Linked DNA regions of Homo sapiens: all the other regions are linked to region 1. The links are chromatin contacts, found by Hi-C or POLR2A ChIA-PET in ENCODE. All regions are on one chromosome and are shown on one strand. Each heading gives the region's core, a stretch centred on a gene start or an enhancer-like site at or near the end of the contact. The rest is flanking DNA. Distances are from core to core; before and after follow the strand shown.

Region 1 (5,134 bases), core at 1,244-3,743:
CTTCAAAGTGGTAAGCATGTGTGTGGTAGACTAAGGGGATGAGGGAACACTTGCTGTGGCCCAATGCCACCAGAGACCCCAGTGAATAAGGACCCAGTGGCACGCACACCTGTGGAGGATCGCAAAAGCGACAAGGGACTAGCAATGTCTGAAGCGTTTTCGGAATCTTGGCAGTGAGATTTCTGAAAGCTTATTCCTGACTTTGGCAGCTGGGCAGCCGAGGACGAGGTCCCTGGAGGAACAGATTTCCCTCCACCACCCAGCACTAGAGCGGGACTTCTGGACTCCCTGGAGTGGCTGTCAGTGGGCTGGCCTCCAGAGCCTCCACTGTGGGTCCTTACCCTATCACTCCCTTTAATCATTGTACTGTGAATGTCTGCTCAATTGTGTGTGTGAATCTCTCACAATAAATCCTGAATTTGAGAATCACTCATTGCCTGCTGGGTCACCCTGAAACCTTTTGGGAAAGTGAAAGTTAGCGCACAGGTGCAGGAAACCTGGTTAACATAACAACTAAAATGAACCTGACTGGGTGCAGTGGCTCGTGCCTGTAATCCCAGTACTTTGGGAAGCCAAGGCGGGTGGATCATTTGAGGCCAGGAGTTTGAAACCAGCCTGGCCAATATGGTGAAATGCTGTCTCTACTAAACACATACAAATTAGCCAGGTGTGGTGATGTGTGCCTGTAATCCCAGCTACTCAGGAGACTGAGGCACCAGAATCGCTTGAACCTGGGAGGCGGGGGTTGCAGTGAGCTGAGATGGCGCCACTGCACTCCAGCCTGGGCGACAGAGTGAGACCTTGTCTCAAAAAAAAGAAAGAAAGAAAAGAAAGAACCCAACGGCCCACTTCATTTCTGCCTTACCTTGGAATGGTGGCTGGATGGCGGCGTTCTTCACTCCAGATTTCAGGGAGTGGGAGTCTTCCTGTAGCCTCCGACCCAGAACCGATCTCCTCGCAGTGTGGCCACAGAATTCCTGCAGTGAGGGTAAAGGTGGCATCCAGGGTTGTCAGGGGGTTCTCTCCTTGTGGTGAAGCTTCCTCAGCTCAGACCCCATAGAGGAGCAGGGATGGGAGGTAGGATTCAGCCCCCTTCCTCTCCCAAAACTCCTAATAAGGACCACCTACTGCCTACGTTCTAGGAAATGCCTAAGATGGAAGAGGCTACACTTTCCCAACATAATCCAGTCTAGTTTTTTCTTTTTTTATAAGCTTTTAAGTTCTGGGGTACATGTGCAGAACGTGCAGGTTTGTTACATAGGTATACATGTGCCAATTCAGTCTAGTTTTAAAACTAACTCTTGCAGGACTGACATTCACCTTTTCTTCTGAAAGCGTTTTTCCCCCCAAACCCTGCTGGTATTTAAATTTGTTATGAATAAAAGAGAGAACATCTTGCCCTTTAGACCAAATGCACTGCTACCTACCAAAGCCCCTGAGCTGGGTGAGCAGGTGGGCGGCAAGGGCGCGAGGGAGGCGTGTCCACCGTGACACTGGGATTCCTGGCCGGCAACTGCGGTCCAAGGCTGAAAGATGACACAGCCATTTTAGGAGCCCTTTGGGACTGACACCGGTGGTGGAGGTAGAGGCGCGGTTAGCATCACTGGACTCTACTTCCCAGTAACAAACGTGATTTAAAATTTAACCAAATAACTTGGGCCATCCCAATTGCCCAGCTCGGCAGCACCTGCTGTGAGTGTTGGTGGGATGGGAGCGCAGGTCTCAGCTGTGCCCGGGCTCCTTCTGCCACCCCCGGGACTGTCCTGCCTCCCTTCGTCCACCGCACCCACTCCACGATCCCGGCCAACTACGATGGACCCCGAGGGTGCGTCAGCCCCACGCGCCGGGGAGGCCCCAGGCATGGCATCCACTGGGGCGGTGGGGGGGAACAGCGGGCAGGGGTCTTCCCGCGCATGCCCCATCTCGGCCCAGCTCGGAACCCCCTTTATTCAGCAGGATCGGCGAGAACTCCTTGAACCTTCCCTCCCCAGCGACCTCCGCAGTCTGACTTGGGTTTGCTTTCGCGCGTTCCCAGGAAATAGAAGTCGACGGAAAGCAGTGGTCGGCGTTCGGGTGGGCTCGTGGCCCGCGCAGCCGTGGATCTGAAACTTTCCCGGCGCCCTTCCCCGCTTACTAGAGTCCCTCGGAGACCTCCCCCGAGCCCCGTCCCCCACCCCTTCCCAACCTCTCCTGCAGGAAGGCCGCGGGTTAGGGGGATGTTTCTGATGCGTCATCAGGAGCCTGGGCAGCCTGGTGGGAACCAGAATCAGGCGTGCTCCGAGCCCGCCCATCAGCGCCCTTGCTATGATTATGATTATTATTATTGTTAGTTACTAGCAGCCGAGAAGGTGCCCCCGTCGTGCCCGTGCTCCGGAGCGCTAGTCTCCGCCACGAACGCCGCTCTCCCAATGCCCTTCTCCGCGCTCCTAGCGCGGTTACTGGGCGCTGCCCCCAGAAGCGACACTCACCGGTCCCTGCGCAGTGCTGGAGTGCGGCCTCCGCTCTCGCTTCGCCTCTTTCACCCCGCGCCCAGCCCCGCCCCGCGCCGCGAAGAAATGAAACTCACAGACCCTGTGCTGAGGGCGGCTCCGGGCGCAGAAACGAAACCTAGCTCCTGGCCCCGCACCTGCAGCACTTGCCTCGCGGGAACTCGCGGGAGACGCAGGTTCTCGGGCCCGAACCCAGGCCTGCTGAATCAGATGCTCGTTTCATCAGGCCCGTCTGAGGATCAAGGTGCTCCGGAGGCTCCCTAATGGCCCGGAGTCATCCAAGCCTGCACGTATCCTTGAACCTAGGCATGTCCTTCCCCCCGTCGGTTTTGAAAACAGATGCATTGGTAATTGGGGGTCTTCAGTTCCCTCCCAGGGCTCACTGGGATGATCCCAGCACCAGCAGGGACTCCCAGGCATTGTGTGCCAATGGCTGCAGAGCCCCTCTTGTCCCGAACTCCGTCCAGCACTCCCACCCCTAACCAGGCACACCCATACCATCTTCCTCCTTTCCCGTTTCCCCTTGCCCACTTCTAGGCCTCCCTGGAGTCTGGCTCATCTGGCCTCTCCAGGGTGGAAACGGGTGTGTGGAAGGAAAATAAAATAAAATAAATAAAATAGTAATAATAAAGCTTAAAATAATAAACATAACATAGGTAATAGTTGTCAGGCCAGGCCATCGCATCCCAGGCCAGGCCATCGCATCCCCTGTGACTTGCAGGTATACATCCAGATGGCCTAAAGTAACTGAAGATCCACAAAAGAAGTAAAAACAGCCTTAACTGATGACATTCCACCATTGTGATTTGTTCCTGCCCCACCCTAACTGATCAATGTACTTTGTAATCTTCCCCACCCTTAAGAAGGTTATTTGTAATTCTCCCCACCCTTGAGAATGTACTTTGTGAGATTCACCCCTGCCCACCAGAGAACAACCCCCTTTGACTGTAATTTTCCATTACCTTCCCAAATCCTATAAAACGGCCCCACCCCTATCTCCCTTCGCTGACTCTCTTTTCGGACTCAGCCCGCCTGCACCCAGGTGAAATACACAGCCATGTTGCTCACACAAAGCCTGTTTGGTGGTCTCTTCACATGGACGCACATGAAAACAGTTAACATTTAGTATAAGCTATTTAGAAGTAACACATAGGCTAAAATTTTAAGCAGCCCCTCCCAGCATTGTAACAAGTTGCAGATGCAAGCTTATCTCAAAAGCTTATCACCTGCCTCGGGACCCCAGCCTCCAACCCTAGTCCAGCTTGGAGGATGACTAGTCAATATAACTGAATTGCCAGTTTCCTCAGAATTGTCACGGGTTAAGTAATTTACTGTCTTTGTCTGAAACCTGTATCCTACCTTGTTTTTCCCATCTCAAACGACATATAAGCTAGCTGCTTTCTTTGTTGGGGTTGGCAGCCATTTTGGGCATGAGCCTGCTGTTGGCCCGAATTAAAAGTTCTGTTTTGGTCTCCAAAGGTCTCTTTGTCTTCCTTGGCTAGAGTTTTACTGCAAAGGTGAAAGGGGTTGGGGAGGGCTGAGTCAAGCAGACCCATGGGTGGTCCTCCCTTTGGGAGCTCCCATTCTCGGCTAACTGGCTGTGAGTGGGAGATGGCATTTCCCTTTGGGAGCGGTTGGCACCCCACCTCCATTCTCCTTAGCTCAGCTCACAGTCCCTTACAAGCCCCCGCTAAAGACTTCCATGATTAGGAAGGGTCACCCCCAACCAACCTCAAGGCCCAGAACCTGCCCCAGCTTTAGGTCCTGGGGTCAGGGGAAACCTGGATGGAATCAAATTCAATACTGCTGCACCTACAAGAGGGGGAGGAGCCCCCCAGCCAGCTCCCTGTGCTGAAATCTATTTTGCTTTGCAGGATCCACTCCTAGGGCTGGGCAACCCCATCCAAGGGGTTCTTCATCCAAGGGGTTCATCCAAGGGGAACACAAGTTCTCCCAGGAATTAGCAATGACCTCACTTTAACACACACACACACACACACACACACACACACACACTCAACCCCTCTGGGCCTTTTACTTCCTAGTCAAGAACCCAGGCAACAGCACATCCTGGGGGACTGTGAGCAGGCTGGGCTGATGCTTTCTGAAGCAGGAACAGTGCCTTGGGAACGCAGGGTAGGTGTGAGCAGAGCTGGCACTCATGTGAACAGAGACTTCACTCTGGGTGATGCTGCTGCTGTTTCCAACAGCGGGAGGCTTCCCTAAGGGCCCTTGTTCACGAACAAAATCAGAAAGAGCTGCAGGCAACTGATAACCAGATAGAGGCACAACCTCAGCCAGGGCAGGACTCGGAAGGGCAGTGAGGCGCCCTGCCCAGGAAACACAGCACACACAGCTCACTCCCAGTTGGTGCAATGCCTCCTTAAGTTTTAACGCCCTAGGCACTTCCCTTGTCCACCGCAGTCCTTCCCTGGCCTTAGATTTTGGTGCTTCATTGCCTCTAATATGCATATGATATGGCAGGGCCTTGGGGAGTATAGGTGGTTGTTTTGGGGTGTAATTCAGCAGTCAGTCATACAATAATAGCTCCTGTCTACTGAGCATGTAGGATGTGTTAGGTGTCAGTGAGAGACGGGACGAGCTGGATGTCCCAGGCCGACTAAGAATCCCTAAGCCTAGCTGGG
Region 2 (5,134 bases), core at 1,792-4,291, 810 kb before region 1:
TTGCCGCATGATCTCCGGATTCCAGCCGGCTTAGCGGAGCCAACGCTGCAGATTCCCAAGGGCAATTCCAAGGTTCCAAACCCCACCCTGGCCACTTTTCAGTGCTGACCCCAGAGAAGGCTCAGACATGCTTGGATCAACCCCAGGAGGCCCTGGCTCCCTTACAGCTTCACCCCACACTGTCAGCTAAAAACAAAACCAGCACGTTTTATAAGGAATCAAAAATCAACTGTCTCCTAGGAAAATTGTGCCACCTGAAGTAAAGACCTGTAAATCAAAAATAAAATTCAAAGGCCCCCTGAACCATGGGGATGGACTCCCTCCTTGGCCAGGGCACTCTAAAATTTCCCCTGAAAGACTGGTTCAGGCCATGACGGGAAGTGGCGGTCCGTCTGACATGCCTTATCGTAGCCTGTAACATTAACATCAACACAGACCTTAAGTCTGATACGAAGCATTTACAGTCTGTTCTCTCTCAAGCCTGCTGCCTGGAGGCCTCATCCGCATGATACAACCTAGGTCCCCACAGCCCCGTATCGTAACCCAGACATCCCTTTCTATCGATAATAACTTAACCAATTAGAAAAAAATTTAAATTTACCTATAACCTGGAAGTCCCCCTTTGGGCTGTCCCACCTTTCTAGACGGAACCAATGTACATCTTAAATATTGATCACTGTCTTACGTCTCCCTAAAAGTATGAAACCAAGCTGTTCCCGACCCCTTTGGGCACGTGTTCTCCTGGTCTCCTGAGGCTGTGTCACGGGCCATGGTCACTCAGGATAAATCTCTTTAAATGTTTTAGTTTGACTCTTTTCGTGGACACACCTCTCTGATTTAAACTGGAGTCTGGAAGATTCCCGCAGTCCCCCGACGCAGCTGAAGCCACAGGGGCGCAGACTCCACACACCCGCGGGCCGTTCCCCTGCGGACACCACACCAGCATTTGAGCGCCATTTCCATTCCCGGGGTCTCCCAGTCACCGCTCAAGCCTGAATGGAGCGCAGGCCGCCCCGGGTGGCAACACCTCCACCCTCAGGTCCACACTGGCGACCCTTCCTACTGCCAGCGCTCTCAGGCTTCCTGGACCGGTGTTCCTGGACCTGGGGAGGAGAACACCAGCACGCGCGGGGCGCCGGGATTTGCATGGCCCGGGTGATCCCCTATGCATAGGGCCGCCCCTGTCCCAGGGAGGCTGCGACCCCGCTCGGGGCTGCAGCTGCCTCCTCGCGCTTGGCAACAGCGCGGGGCGCCCGCAGCCAATCGCGCCGCTCCCCGCGCCGCCGCTCCGCCGCGGAGGTTACTAGCGAGCGTTGACCGGTAGTAACCCCGGCGCGGGCGGTGGCGGCGGATGGGCGGGCGCTGCACACGCGCGGCAGCGCGCACCCGCCCCGCCCGCACCTGCGCGCGCGAGGGGCTCCGGCAGCGCTGTTTTCTCCCGGGCGTTGAGCTCGGGCAAGAGCGCGAACGTCACCCTGCGTCCACAGGCCTGCAGAGTCAGCACCTGCACCAGCCAGAGAAAGGACGGGCTTTTTTACTCAGTATGGAGAGCCTGCGTTAGAGCTGACACTTAGTGGGCAGAGCCCGGCCTTCCGGGAGCCTGCACATCACCACGGGCCAGGATGAATCCCGCCCTGGGAGGGAACGTCTGGGTGGAGGCCAGGTGGCCTGATAACCCCAGGGCCAGGGTGGGCAGAGGTGTCCAGTGCAGCCCCCAGCCAGGTGCGGGGAGCTCCAGACAAAGGACAGAGGCCAAAGATGCCCCCATACCTGCATCCATGAAAGAATTCCCGGAACACGTGCCCCAGGAGGAGGAGAGGCCTTTTGTAGCTCCTCATTGTCAGCAGGGTTTGGGGTTTATGTCTTGGGTAAGGAAAACTCAACCCAGCTTATTTTATTATCTGGGTCTGAGCGATTGCAAAGAGATGAGTTCTCAGTGGCGCTTATAGAGGCAGGGAGTTGGGACTCCAGGTGTTAAGTCCAGTCCTGGACCTGCCCCCTACCTGCCAGCGGTCCTGGGCAGGCCCTCGTTCCCCCTCCACCCTCCTTCCCTTCTGGAGAAGATGCCCATACTGATGTGTGTCCCATGCTGCTCCCCAAAGGCTTAATGAGGCAAAGCGCCAAATAAAGCAAACACGATTTGCTCAGTAAACACCAGTTATTTTTAATTAAAACAACAACAACAAAAAAAAACACTTCTCCCAAAACAGTGGGAGGAGAGAAATAACAACTGAGAAATCCCATAAAAACTCCTGCCAAAAGGTTCACTTTCAAGACAGGCAGTTGAGATATCAGAGAGGGGGACTTTTTTGGTTGGAAGGCACCAAGTTGCCTTATAACAGTAAAAGAAACAGAAAGAACGTGACTCAGGTTCTGCCCTTCCAGCGGGTTCCACCCTTATCAGTTTACAGACAGCAAGAACCTTCCAGCAGGGGCGCCTGCCCACTGACCTGCACCCTGCGGATGCCGCAGTGATGCCCACCTCCCAAAGCAGGACTCTGACCTCATTTCCTGCAAGGGCCATGTGCTTCTTATTTCCTCCTCTCAAGGTAGCTCTGGATTGTAATGTATTTGGTTATTGTTCTGTACTTGGCTGGGCTTTTCCCCTTGATTTGTGAGCTTATTTCAAGACCAAGATTAACTTGGTCTACGGAGTTTCAAAAAACAGAACCTGGATCCACAAATGAACATTGCTCAAATACAGATTGCAGCTCAACAGACAGAAGCATTTTCTAAGAATGAGGGTTGTGCAAACATAGCCCGGCTGCCTGGGAGGTGTCAGTTCCTGGTTGCTGGAAGTGCTCAGACAGAAGCTGGCTGTCCCTTGTCAGAAATGGTGCAAGAAGGCTCCCTCCACGGGGCAGGAGGGCGGGCTACGGCAGCACGACTCCTTTTGGCTCCAAGATTTGGACTCTAAATATAGGTCTCAGCTGGATGTAATCACAGCCCTGAAGTCACCCTGGTGTGTCTTACTTTTGACACCAAATGCCATTTACCCCACAGAGCACGGAGGTGACAAACAGCACACAGCTGACAAAGTGGGAAGTGAAACTCTTGGCTGCAGGTCAGACTGGATCCCTGCAGGCCCACCCGCCACCACTCATGACTGAAAACCCATCTTTTTGCGTTTTTTCACAATGTGAGCAAAAACAGTCGGCACTGGGTACATTGTATTTGAGAGTAAGTTTCCTATGCAGGTGTTGGAACTTCATCAACTGAGTTTGATGAATGCACCTCCATGACAAATCCCTAGTTTTACGGTTTAGTCCTTCAGGATATATTTAATCTGACCCACATGGTTTTCTTTGTTCATAGCTAATCTGTTGATTCTAGAACTGAACTCAGAAAGAGCAGGTGTATGGTTACTAAACATTTTTCTTCCTGCCAATTTATAAACAAAAGAAACGGTGTCATGTTCAGCAAAATGTCACCTTTGGTGATTTCTTGGACTGGTGGATTAGGTTCTGGTTTATAGGGAGGGCCTCCATTTGAGAACGTGAACTTTTCAAGATACAAGCCTATTCAAGGCAGTAGAGGAAGGCAGGGGGGCACCCACCATGCAGGTGAAAACGATTGTGGTAAGAACATCCTCCAGCAGTTAAACAGTGACACCAACCCCCACGGAGCAGAGCACAGTCCTACAGAGTTGCACTGAAGGGGCCAGATGGTTCAAGAACAGGAGCACTCTCTGGGAAAATGACAAAGTATTAACATGTCCAAATAAAGAACCTGCCAATCTGAGGGTGGCAAAGAGAAAAGCAGACCCCAAGGCCAATGTTGGCAGAGCCATCTGAGCCTTGTCCAGGGAGGCTGCCACCGCTAACAACGCCACACTAAGGAGTCACACACCCAGATCCCAGGCCCAAGCTGGTGAGGGTTTGGTTTCCCTTGCAACGTGCTCACAGGGAGAAAATGTGCTGGCTGGAGGGGAGCATCTAGACCCCTTGGATATGAAGCCTGTCCAAGAAAGTAGCAAACCCCTTTGGTCTTGCACATGGCGGCTAAACATTCAACTCTCATGAATCTGCTGTGAGAGTTGGTCCATTCTCAAAATTTTTTCAAAGCCTCTTTGGGGCCCTGTAAGGCAGAGGGGTCAGAACTGTTCCAGAAGACCTCATCACCAAAGGAGTGCTACCCCTCAGGGCCTGAGTGGTAGCCCACCCACCTGGGGGCCACTGAGAACCTAGGAACTGGCCCCAGCGGGGAAGAGAAGGGTTCTCCAGTCCTCTGAATTCTCCAAGGCAGACTCTTTGTCAATGCCCCAGCCTCAAGCAAGCCATCCCTGCAAGTGGCCTGGGGCCACGACACTGCACCAGGGGTCAGCTGTCACCTCCATTAAAGGCAAAGGACTAAAAGAAATGTCCTGTGGGCCCACAAGAAAGCCCACTTTAGCACAACAGCCTCAAAGAAGCACAAAAGTAACTCACTTATGCTAGGGAACTATCCATCCCCCTTCAGCCTGAGCATCTGCCCCTCTCAAAACCCCTAGCCACAGGATCTCCACACTCTGCCTTTAACCGGGCTGCCTCCCCTCCCTGTTCTAGCAGGTTGGATCAAGTCACTAGCACTTGGTTGGAATCCAGTCTTCCCTTAATGGAATTCCTGAAAGGATTTATTCATGATGCCTTCCATGCACTTTAGCTGGCCTGTCATTACAGGCCTTGTGAAATGGCTATAGAAATTAAGAGAAAGCAACCCCGAATTTGAGAAAGGTGTCCAAATGCATTTTTATAGCGTAGAAGCAAACCAATACAGATAATCTGACTTGGCGCTGCCCGGAATATTTAACCCCTTCCTGGTTTTTGGCAAGGATGAGCCTGGAGGGTTGGGTTTCAAAGAAGGAGGCGACATTCCATTCCATCAGAGCGTCACCATGTGGAGGCCACGGCCTGACTGCAGATAGGAAAGAAAACGCTCTAAAGCCCCAGATATGACTACATTTGTTCTCAACCTGAACTTCGCCTCAAGGTAATCTTGGGAGGTAAATTTGATTTCTGAGAATCGCTTCACCTGTTGGAGAGAAAGCACGCCATGCACATCAGCCTCCCCTTCCTGGTGAGAAGAGGGAAGCTGGAGCCTCTCCAGAGGGACAGGAAATCCCTATAAATGGCCAATGGCCGCTGACATCCAAGCA
Region 3 (5,134 bases), core at 2,635-5,134, 580 kb before region 1:
CTGTGCCAAGGGGCATGCAAACTAGTGGAGAAACCGGCCTTTGAGCAGATGGGAATAGGTGAAATAGATGGTATAGTGGAATCACTGAAGCGCAGAGGGAGGCAGCCTCGGTCTGACACTTGAAATTGGATTTGCCTGCAGATTGAATAGGAAAAGGCCATCCCAGGAAGTGCCTATGCCAGACTACATGGCTAGAGGGGTTGGCAAAGGCGAGGCAAGCAGAAAGCAAAGCCACCTTGGCAGCACTGGACAGGCCATGCCCAGCTATGAGGCCGCAGGCATCTGCAAGCCACATGGGAGGGTGGGTGGGTATACAGCACCAATGCAAGTTAACCCGAGTTGCATTTGGAAAGATAAATTTGATTGAAAACGCACTAGGCTGGGAAGGGAAGGAAGCAAAACTGAGGCAGGAACTTGGTTGCAATGGCTACAGATTGGACAGAGCTGCTGCAGGCCAGAAACAGCTGAAATAAGGCTGGTAAGGACAGGTTTAAGTGGCATTTAAGAGGTAGATTGATAGGACTTAGTGACAGTTGAATGCAGACATTGAGAAATAACCGTCAAGTTTCTGGCTTGGGTAGCAAGGCAGACAGCAGCATCTTTAATTAAGTAGGACACAGTCAAGGATGGAAAAAATGGTTCAAGGGCAGATAGAATGTCGATAGGAAGTCCAGCTGTGAGCTTGCTGTGTGCACAGCTGTGGGTTGTCCGCAGGGTGTCTAATGAGGTGGCTGCATAAACAATGTGCATTTTGTATAAAAGAACATATGTGTCTATGGTGTGAGAGATCCTGTTTGGGGTGCTTCAGTGTACGGCTAACACTAAGAAGTAGAGGGAGATTTGACAGACAGAAGAAGGCCATGTGAACACACAGGCAGAGATTGGAGTGATACAGCCACAAGCTCAGAAATGCTGGCAGCCACCAGAAGCTGAAAGAGGTAAGGAATTTAGACTGAAAGTCAGGCATTGGGCAGGCAGAGGCAAACAAGAAACCTGCAGGGCGGATGAGAGGGTGCTGGCTGGCAAATCCAACATCACCTACACAAGTGGTGTCAACAAAACCTGCACCAGGTGTTATGGGAGCACAGAGGAGGGAGCACCAACCCTAGATACAGCTGAGAAGATGCCAGTCAGGTGGGGTGGGGAGGTGGTGGAATCCTGGAGGAAGAAACACCAATCAAGATGAAATTATCCCATTAAAACAGGGTGGTAGTGGTGGGGGCAATAGCTCAGGCAGAAGGGACAACACACTTGAAGCCCAGAAGCCCAGAGGCAAGAGACAGAGCAAGACTAGTTTAGAGGCCTGCATGTCAGAGTGGAGGTGGGGGAAAGATGGGAGAGGCTGGGCCAAGTCCTCAGGCACTTGTGCGTTGTGGTTTGAACTCTCACCTAGGCAATGGAGAGCCATTAAACCCTATGCAAGGGAGTGGCATGATCCCTTTTGCTGTTTAGAAAAATCGCTTTGGCTGTAATGTGAGAGTGGATTAAAGGAGGAAACCTGGAGGCTGGGAGAGCAGTTAAGCGGTTACGTTACCAGAGAAACACTGAGGAGGTCGGACGGACAGGACTTGGGGATAGACCCAATACTGGAAGTGAGGGAGGAGCCCACCATGGTGCCCACATTCCTGGCTCCAGCAACTGGGCATATGTTCCAAGCATGGATGAGACTGCATAGGGTGTGTGTGCCAAGAAACCCAGTGCGAGCATGGGCAGGGGCAGAAGGGCCAACACAGCCGGCCCAGGAGGAGCAGTCAGCCAAGAGGTGGGAAATCCAGGGAATGAGGCGTAACTGAAGCAATCACTGCTGAAGCAATTGGAAGCGTGTCACAAATCAAAGAGAGCAACTGAAAGATGCAACGGTTTCTGCCAGATTTGGCAGTCAGGTCAATTCCAGTGAAATGGTGAGGCCAAAAGCCTGATCATATAGCTCAAAGCAGAGACACCAATGTGTATCGTCCTGAGGAAGGTTGAAAAAACAAAAAACAAAACAAAACAAAAAAACAGCTAAGCAGGTGGCTAGAAAGGGATCGCTCAAGGGAGGCTGCTTCCAGCATGCGGTAAAGCCAGTACTAGTTTTCTCACCTATAAAACTAGGATAACAGCACACACTCCCCCAGCCTAATCACAGGGGAACCTAAAACTCAAGGTTCTTTTAAGACTTATAATCACTGTTGCCTTCTACCTTCAGAACAGTCACTTTGTGCTTTTCCACCATACAGTTCAAAATACAGACACTCTTTAGGCTGGGCATGGTGGCTCACACCTGTTATCCAAGCACATTGGGAGGCTGAGGCGGGTGGATTGCTTCAGACCAGGAGTTTGAAACCAGCCTGAGCAACATGGTGAAACTCCATCTCTACCAAAAATACAAAAATCAGCTAGGTGTGACGGATGCACCTATAGTCCCAGCTACTGCCGAGGCTGAGACGGGAGGATGGCTTGAGCCAGGGAGTGGAGGCTGCAGTGAGCTGAGATCATGCCACTGCACTCCAGCCTGGGACTGACAGAGACTCCATCTCAGGAAAAAAAAAAAAAAATTTAAAGTGTTTTAAAGTTGTAGGAGAAAATTTTTAGGTGCAAGATTCTTTATGTAAGACTAAGAGTCCTCTTAAAATTAGTCAAACTAATAATCTACAACAGAGCTGTTAATTTGGCAACAAATTTTTAATTTGTATCAATCTAATGTCTGTCTTTCACATACTTCCAAACATTACATAAATTATTTTACCTAGTGCATACAACTTTCAAAAACTGTATTTGGCAATTAACAGACCCCTGACAATTATTAACAGGGGTTTTACATCCCGGAGTTTGAGTGTCTGCGGGAGAACCGTCCCTGCAGGAGGCACTCCCCCTCCACCTGCGACCCGGGCTGGGAGAACGCGCGGAGGGCTCCCTTGAGCGGTCTCCGCCAGCGAGGCTTTCCTCCCGGTCGGTGTTGACAGTGTGGCATTTCTGTTATCTAATTTCTGGTTTTGACTGAAAGCGAAGTGAGTTTTCTCATCAGTGGAGTTGTAATATTTCTGCAAAAAAAAAAAAGATCACAGCCCTCCGATGAGCCGGGCACTATGCGAAGTCTCCGGCTGCCTGCGGGCCGCTGTGGACGCCCCGGCGGGGGTCAGGACCGACCCCCATCTGCGCGGCGAACGAGCCCGGACGCCCTGGCCGCGGCCGCCGGGTCCCCGCCCAGGGGCCAGGTGGCCAGGTTGCGTCGGGAGGAGGAAATGGAAGCGCTCTGAGCGACTAGCGAGCGGCAGGAGCCGCCTCCCGCGGGCTTTCCTCGCGGGCCGGGAGCGTCTGCCGCCGACCCGAGGACCGCAGGGCCCCGCTCGCCGCCCGCGCCCGTCAGAAAGCCGCGCGTCGCTCCCGTCGCTGTCGGGGTCGTCGGCTCGGGGAGTCGCCCGCCGTCCACCGGTGAACGGGAGCGCGTCCTCCCCTCCGAGGGACTAAGCGCTCGCGCCACGCATCCCGCCGCGCCGGAAGCGGGGACTACTGGCGGCCCAGCTGGGCAGGACCGCGGCCGAATGACCCGGGGCGACCCCGCAGCAAGGGCGCCTCCGGCAGGCGGCAAAGTCCCCTGAGAATCGGCGCGCTCCTCGCCGCGACGGACTCCACCCGGCCGGGGCGCTCAGCCTCCTCGCCGTGGCCCCCAGCCCGGCCGCCTCCCCTAACGGCCGCCGCAGGCTCCCCTCATGGACCGAGAGCGCGGGCTTGCAGCGCGGCAGCGTCCGTTCGGCGCGCGGCTCCGGGCAGGCCCGCCCTCCCCCGTCCCCCTGCGCCGCGAGGCCCCCCCCCCGCCCCGCCCTCCGGCGCCCGGCGCCCAATCAGAGTGCCGCGCACGTGACGAGCGATGCCTGCGATGACCTCATCCCTGGTGTGGGATGACGTCAAATTCAAGATGGATGGAATCACAGCGGCAGCGGCGGCTGCGGCGCGCGCGAGCCGAGTGTGAGCGGAAAGGGGCCCGGCGTCTGCCTCGAGACTGAAGACCGGTGAGTAACTGTCACGCCCCTAGCTCTAGGAGAACTGCGGGGCTCCTTGGGAGGCTACAGCCTCCCCGCAAAACGCGGCCTTTCCTGACGTAACTCTGAGGTGATTTCTCTCCTCTTTTTTCTCCACCAGCGGGTTGCGGGCTCCGAGCGCTTCTGCGCGTGCGCGGGACCTGGGCGCTCACCGAGCATGTCCCGGGTTCCCACGTAGCCGATTGTACCTTCACACTGCGCACGCTCCCTGCCAGCACTTGGCCTCGCCCTCGCGAATGCGCATGCTCCATTCCCTCACGGGCTTCACTCTTCACCCTGGCCGAGCTGCCCCTGGGGTAGGGGACACGCCTGGCCCAGGCGCGCGCCCCTCGCGCGGAGCGGTTGAAACGCCTCGTGGAGAAGGGCGCGTTCTCCTGTTCCGGGCAGGGGTTGGGGGCCGGCGGCCCGGGCCGCGGGGTGTGCGCGGAAGCTGGCCGGCGGCCTTGGGGACCCCGCACCTGCCGCGACCCGCCGCTCCCTTCACGGTCCGGGACCTAGCCCCGCCGCCCCGTCCTCGGCCCGGTGGCCGGAGCGTGACCGCTCGGTGCCCGCTGGACGCTCCCTCCCCGCCCCCGGCCCCTCCCGCGGACGCCTGGACCTCACAGCGCGTTTTTTTTCCTCCAGAGCCCCCGCAGACCTTGTCTGGGACTTCCCGGCGGTCCCGCAGAGCATAGCACCCTCCGCCGGCCAGGAGCCCTGCTGCTCGGCCGGCGACCGTCTCCCCGCTTGGAGGAGCCCCCTTCCCCCCGTCCGAGGTCCGCGGCTGGAGGGGCAGGGAGTCAAGACGCCACCCGTGCCGGCCTTAGAGACGCCCGCGGCAGCCCCGCCACATCTCTTCCCGGCTTTTCGGGAACACGCCCCGTAGTCCATCCTCAGCGGCTCCTGCTTTTCCATCCCAGCACACCGCTGGGGGCTCGCACTCTGCCCCCGGTTGCTATGCGGTCCCAGCCACGAGGGCTCTGCGGTTCGGGAGAATTCCGCAAGAGCGCGCGTTCGGAGGCGGGGTGTTTTTAGACAGGTGCCCCGGTGGGATTGCCTGACCGAGAGGACGGGGAAAGTTAGACTTCACACGGCCTGGGGTTTTTCCTTTCGTGCAAGCGCTCACAGCCCTG

Evidence for each region. Hi-C counts contacts between places; a loop is a spot of excess contacts on that map. ChIA-PET counts read pairs that join two places held with the same protein, here RNA polymerase II (POLR2A). Pooled maps may share reads with other maps.
Region 2: a map of sigmoid colon shows a loop between it and region 1 (5-fold over the local background). The contact joins the enhancer-like site here to the promoter of MX1 in region 1. A Hi-C loop is called at or near these places in 3 of 168 maps with a recorded cell type or tissue (ascending aorta, naive thymus-derived CD4-positive, alpha-beta T cell and sigmoid colon), 3 of 37 single-sample maps with no recorded cell type and 13 of 50 pooled maps.
Region 3: a loop to region 1 is called in a map with no recorded cell type, with 38 times the contacts of the local background. The contact joins the promoter of ZBTB21 here to the promoter of MX1 in region 1. A Hi-C loop is called at or near these places in 6 of 37 single-sample maps with no recorded cell type and 10 of 50 pooled maps. POLR2A ChIA-PET finds 5 or more read pairs at or near these places in 1 of 52 experiments (OCI-LY7).

What each region holds. Positions count from the first base shown.
Region 1 is chr21:41,423,598-41,428,731 of GRCh38, reverse strand. MX1 (MX dynamin like GTPase 1) reads right to left here and starts at 2,493. Exons shown (of 17, transcript NM_002462.5): 1 at 2,469-2,493; 2 at 1,428-1,526; 3 at 866-977. RefSeq lists an enhancer at 2,387-2,826.
Region 2 is chr21:42,231,083-42,236,216 of GRCh38, reverse strand. All of the region lies in intron 2 of ABCG1 (ATP binding cassette subfamily G member 1), which reads right to left. Among named protein-coding and RNA genes, the nearest start is that of ABCG1, 15 kb to the right of the region's middle. RefSeq lists silencers at 1,221-1,290, 1,301-1,500. Within about 2 kb of position 3,041, at least 36 of the 41 ENCODE cell types and tissues checked have a DNase peak (open chromatin) inside an H3K27ac peak, as active enhancers do; they include ascending aorta and sigmoid colon, where a contact is called at or near this core.
Region 3 is chr21:42,009,110-42,014,243 of GRCh38, reverse strand. It overlaps ZBTB21 (zinc finger and BTB domain containing 21), which reads left to right and starts at 3,884. Exons shown (of 3, transcript NM_001098402.2): 1 at 3,884-3,992. It overlaps ZNF295-AS1 (ZNF295 antisense RNA 1), which reads right to left and starts at 5,050. Exons shown (of 2, transcript NR_119384.1): 1 at 4,660-5,050. RefSeq lists silencers at 3,072-3,811, 4,252-4,561, 4,602-4,711.